2 separate regions of the Homo sapiens genome follow, and region 1 is linked to region 2. The links are chromatin contacts, found by Hi-C in ENCODE. All regions are on one chromosome and are shown on one strand. The core of a region is the stretch at or near the end of the contact, and the rest is flanking DNA. Distances in the headings are between cores, read along the strand shown.

Evidence for each region. A loop is a pair of places that touch in the nucleus more often than their neighbours do. Pooled maps may share reads with other maps.
Region 1: a pooled map shows a loop between it and region 2 (8-fold over the local background). The contact joins the enhancer-like site here to the promoter of RDH14 in region 2. A Hi-C loop is called at or near these places in 2 of 50 pooled maps.

The regions. Positions count from the first base shown.
Region 1 is chr2:20,675,098-20,677,797 of GRCh38, forward strand. It overlaps GDF7 (growth differentiation factor 7), which reads left to right. Exons shown (of 2, transcript NM_182828.4): 2 at 1-2,700. Among named protein-coding and RNA genes, the nearest start is that of GDF7, 9.3 kb to the left of the region's middle. RefSeq lists enhancers at 628-747, 1,138-1,197, 1,208-1,307, 1,578-1,847. Within about 2 kb of position 1,299, at least 14 of the 41 ENCODE cell types and tissues checked have a DNase peak (open chromatin) inside an H3K27ac peak, as active enhancers do.
Region 2 is chr2:18,559,288-18,561,987 of GRCh38, forward strand. It overlaps RDH14 (retinol dehydrogenase 14), which reads right to left and starts at 1,366. Exons shown (of 2, transcript NM_020905.4): 1 at 893-1,366. The coding sequence starts at 1,285. All of the region lies in intron 10 of NT5C1B-RDH14 (NT5C1B-RDH14 readthrough), which reads right to left. LOC105373456 (a long non-coding RNA gene) reads left to right here and starts at 889. Exons shown (of 6, transcript XR_007086234.1): 1 at 889-1,404. RefSeq lists enhancers at 526-575, 1,386-1,435, 1,496-1,545, 1,556-1,775 and a silencer at 786-1,295.

The sequences.
Region 1 (2,700 bases), core at 49-2,548, 2.1 Mb after region 2:
GGAAGAGAGTGTCCTGAGGCTGCCTCTGGGGGCACAGAATCACTGGGCCTCGCTGATTCTCATGAGAACCTGTCATCTCAGTGAGACAGGCCTCCCACTGGCCCTCAGTGGGCCATAGGCCAAGAGGTCTGAGTCAGATCGCGCAGTGAGCTGGAGGGAGCGAGGCTCTGAAAGCAGCAGTCTAGCAGAGGGAGTTTGGGCCTGCGCTTACCCCTCAGAAAGTGTCTGGATTGGGAAGGGAAGAGAGGAAGCTGCCGAGCGAACCCAGCAGCCAAACTTTGGGTGAGTGGAAAGTAACTAGATCCCTCTGGTGGATGGTATATTTGAGCTGCACCAGAGTCAGAGCCCACTGTGGGCTTCCGAGTGCCCAGAGGCAGCTGCTCCCACAGCACGGACTGCGCCCGCCAGGGGAGGCCGCTCAGGGGCCAGGGCACCACAAGGCGTCTCCTGAGAGACGTCTGAGGCAAGTTATGGGCAGTCACCTCCCTGCTGGAGCTTCATCTTCTGCCCTGTAAAATGATGCCCTTTCCAGTTCCAAGGTTCTAGGATTTTACCTTGCCTCAAAACCCACTCAGATAGCTTGAAGGCAGAGCAAATGTGATGGCTCCTGGAGAAGGTCCTCTCCCAATCCCAGTCCCAGAGCCTCATCTTACCGGTTTCGCAGCTCTTGCCTGTGCATGTGCATGTGTGTGCGTGTGTCCATTTTACTCCTATCCTTAATAGGTGCCTCATGGATGTGCTTTGAATTCCCCTGGGCTGAGGTAGGTGTGGGGAGGGCCCGCACCTTGAGGGTGGGGTTCAGCTCCCCAGAGCCAGGAGCTGGCTGAGGGCACTGCCCATCCAGCTGCAGTTCCTCCTGTGCTCAGTGGGGTGGGCGGAGCCACACTCAAGCTGAGACTGTCTGAGAGACCTAGTGCTGGGAAGGGCTCTACCTGCTGCTGGGGCCTCTGCAGGCAGAAGGGTAAAGGCAAGGCTGTGCCTGGTTGGTCACCCAAACGGGGGCCTGGGACTGTCCCAGAAGCCCTGGATGAGGCAGGCAGGACTGTCCCAGAATGGACTCCTTGGGTCCTCACCCCCTCCTCACCACCATGCCCATGTCTGGCTCTGAGGTCCCCTTGCAGCTTCCCAGGGGAGTGACCCTGGGGTAGCATCAGAAGAGCTTGTCTCTCTCTTCCTTTTTGTGGTCTGGAGAAGTTAACATAAAGAAGCACCAGAAGGGAGGACCCAAAAAGATGTTTATTTCTAAGTTTTCAGACAGCTTGGCATCTTGTACCTGGAACCTCCTGACCATGTAGGCTGCAGCACAGCTGTCTTCCTCCCTCTGTGCTGTTCTGGACTTTAATCTGTGTGCACAGCTTAGTGCGTCACAAATAGTAACTGAGTGAGGCTGTTGTGAAAGAAGCCTGTTTTTTTCAGGAGGGCCACCGTCCTAGCCTGAGGAGACACCTGGTGGACACAGACTGCAGGGAGAGGGCTGAAAGTTGGCCTAGTGAATCAGAGGGGTGACTGAGGGCCTAGAAGTTGCCGCGTGAGCTCTGATCATCATTAGGGGTGCTGTCTGCCCATGACCTGCAGGTACCCACCTTAACCAGAGCTTGGCTTGTGGCCTGCAACTTGGCGACAGGCCTTTGGCTGGGCAAAGTTTGGGCTGGTGCTTCATGGCGGCAGGACCAATTACAGCAGAGCAACCCAGGATGGGTGGTCATTGAAAAATGGGTGTGAAGTCACTGAAAAATCAGACTGAGTTTCAAGTTATGCTCACAGTTGCTGAAAAAGCAAAAATATGCCCTTAGAGCAGCAGAGCAGCGTGCGATGGTCCACTTCCTCCTGCCTCTGCAGAGCTTGCAGGCCTCTTCTAGCATCTGTGCATGGTGCGCATGTGTCTGTGACAACAGAAAGGGTGGGTTTCTCTCACACGTTTCCCTGACAGTGGCAAGGGGGCTGCAGCGGTCACAGAAACTTCCGGAGAGAGGTGTTTCTGTGCAGTCAGGTGAATTTGTTGGCAGGACAGCTTGGTGTGATGATACAAGAAGTACAGTTTCACTCTTTTTTTGTCAGATGAACTTCCTTCTGCTAGTTTAGAAATGCTTCACTCCAGAGAGGGCCACCTGATAGAAGCTGTATTACAGAAACTTTTAATCTCTTTTCTATGTCAGTAAGGGGATGCTGAAATAAACTGTCTAGAAAAACAAGAAGCTTCTGTCACACCCAGGCCACTTTCGGCAGAGTGGTCCAGAGCGGCCAGGGCACGGCCAGCTGCTTTGCATCTGCATTCCCGTTTCATTACCTTTTGTGTTGTGGGCCAACAGGAGTGCTACGTAGTGGGGGCTGGAGATTTGTCCAGGCAGGAGGTGGGCAAGTGGCTGTCTTCTCTGCAGAATACCTGCACTGCTCCATCTGACCAGCAGTGGCAACAGCCACAACCAGTTCTGCATCTAGCTCCTGCCCAGACCTTTGGCTGCCAGAATCTAGAACCATGGCTGACCAAAGCGAGACTTCCGAGTAAGGTTCGTTAACAGGCATCCTGCTGAATTAGAAGGAAACAGGAACGAATCCAAAGCAAACGGGGCTAAACTTCCCTCGAGGACATTTCCTGAGCTGCAACATGGGAAGCGACAGCACCGAAGCTGGTGAGCTGGTGCAACTGCACACACCTTTTCTCTGGTTTTTAGTACTCACAGGTCATCCTGGGGAGACCGC
Region 2 (2,700 bases), core at 116-2,615:
ATTTGCACAAAGAAATCCTCACACCTCACTGCCAGGCAGCAGGAGGAAAGAACAAGGGTTAAAAGCAAGTGTTCTGGAGACAGACCACAAGCAAGTTTCTTAGCCTTCCTATGCCTCAGTTTCCTCGCGTTGTAAAACAGGGATGATAATAATGCCTACTCCACAGGGTTACTGTGTAGCTTCAATGACAGTTATAGGCAAGGACACTTCATTTTCATTTAAGACAAAAAGGAAAATCTGAAATGCTTGGCACAGCTCCTGGCATACAGATCTTCAATAATGCTGGGTGTTATTTTTATTCCTGTCTCTGTATGGAGCATGACCACTGGGTTCCAAAATGTATTCTACTTGGAAATCAGGCCACAGTCCCGTTAAGGATGGTGCTGAGTTTACTGGTGGCAGCGAGCTCCTTACCCCAGCAGAAAAGGGGCAGAGGCCGGGGGAAGGAGAACTTTTTTTAAAGGACTGATATGAGGTCCTTAGCTAGCAACTTCCCCCAGTGCTCAGGGGTTCTGAAGACACAGCTTGGTGCAAATTCACTTCTGACACAGGAAAAACAATTCAGAGGCCATGGATCTACTTCGGGGCGGTCCTCACGTAACGAAATGAAACGTTCAGAAACTGGTTTATTTATTTTTCTCTTGGGCCCATTTCTTTTTCGACATCCTTAGAGGACAGAAGGCAGCCCTCCCAGTTAGTTTCTCTTTCCCTCTCAACCCTGCAGCTTCCCGGCCGCCTCAAAGTGGCTTTTTGGACTCCTCTCAGCCTCAGCGGTTCCCAAGGTGACACCCTGAACCCCAGGGCGGTCCCTCGCGGCTCAGCCCCAGCCCGCAGTCCCCTCCCACACCGTGCCCAGGCCCTCCCCACCAGCCCGGCCCCCCGAGGCCCACACCTGGAGCATTTCCTGGCAGAAGGCGCGCACCGAGCGCAGCGAGGCGAGGTCCAGCTCCCGGACTATGAGCTCGCCCACCCCGCTGACGCCAGGCTCTGGGCCGCACTCCGCGGCCTGGCGGAGCTCGCGGCGGAGCTGACCCGCCGCCTCCTCGGCGCGCGCGCGGTCCCGGCAGCCCATGATCACCCGCGCTCCCAGGCGCAGTAGCTCGGCGGCCGTGGCGCGGCCCAGGCCGCTGTTCGCCCCGGTGATCAGCACAGTCTTCCCGTGCATGAGGCCGGGGTCCCCGCCTCTGCGCAGCCGCTGGACCCTGGGCCCCACGAACCGGCGGGCCGCCAGCCACAGCGCCCCGCCCAGAGCGGCCAGTACTGCCGCCGCAGTGGCCACTGCCATCGTCAGGCCCGAGGGCCCACCGGCCCCTCCACGGGAGTTCCGCAGCCGCCGCCTTACCGGAACCCAAGAGACCACCTGTACGCGGAGAACGCTGGGGCGCGGCGGGTCGGCCCCTGACGGTGCGCGTGGGGCATGCTGGGACTTGTAGTTTCCCTCTGGGGGGGTCGCCTGATTGGTTGTGAGAGTTCAGCGCCCTGGGTCCTGCGCCCTCCGTGGAAGCTCCTCCCAGCCTAATGATGGAGGCTGGGCAACCAGCACAGTGTTCAGGGTGCTGGGGTTCATACGTATTGAAATCCCAGAGTAGTGGCGGACTTCCCCATGGGAATGTCTGATGAGTACTTTGAATCACAGATCTCTGTACAGGCCCTGTTACAAATGCCACTCCTCAGGGCATTTCGTGTGTTTTCCTTTGAGGGCTCTTGGGACTTGTAAATTCAGTTCAATTCACCTTCTGAGGAATGGGCCCTGACAAGCTGAAGTCTGAGGTAGGACTGTTTTTCATAGATGAGACAAAGAATTAAGCAACATGAATCAGTTGGAAATAGAATGGTCGAGTAGTTCTCAAACTTAAATGCACATCAGAATCACCTGGAGGACTTGGGGTGGGGGTTCGGGGTGGGGGAATGAAACAAAACGAAAACAAAAAACCAGGGCCCCAGTATTAGAGTTTCTAATTCAATAGGTACAGGATGGGGCCTGATAATTTGCACTTTTAACAAGTTTCCAGGTGCTGCTGCTGCTGCAGATCTGGGAACCACACTTTGAGAACCACTGAACAAGACATTATGTCATTGGTCCCTATTAAAAAAAAGAAAGCCATCTTCAAATGATCTTCACACTGGCAGAGGTACAGTGGGAAAAGCTTGGACTTATTGTAAATATAGGCTTCTGAGCAGGCCATTTACAAATGCCTCCCTGCCCTCTCCATAGGACTATTACACACAACGATGGAAGGCAAAGTGCTTGGCTCACTGTAAAATGCCTCATTAATATCAGGGTTAGTGTCACAGGGACCCTTCTTCAAGCTACAAACTTCATAGCTGTAGACCAAGCTACTTTTAAAGACTCATTCGTTCGTCTGCCTCTCCATCCAATATGTGCCTGGCCCTGCCTGTTCCCTGTTAGAGCCACAGAGAAATGGGACACCATTTCTGCTCTCAGGGTGCTTACTTTCTGGAACTGTGATCTCCCACTTCCCACCCTCCACCCATTGCAGGTTCTCCAGACAAGGAAAAAGAACCACAGCTTGTGTCGTTTGAGACAAACTCCCCAATAATTGTGATAATCCATCTTCCACTCCCTTACATTTGGGAAGGATGTAACATGCAACTAATAGTCAGAATACAAAGAAAAAGGGATGGATTCCAGGAGGTTTCTTATGAGTAATGAGAATGGAGCTCAGAGGTGGGAAAGAG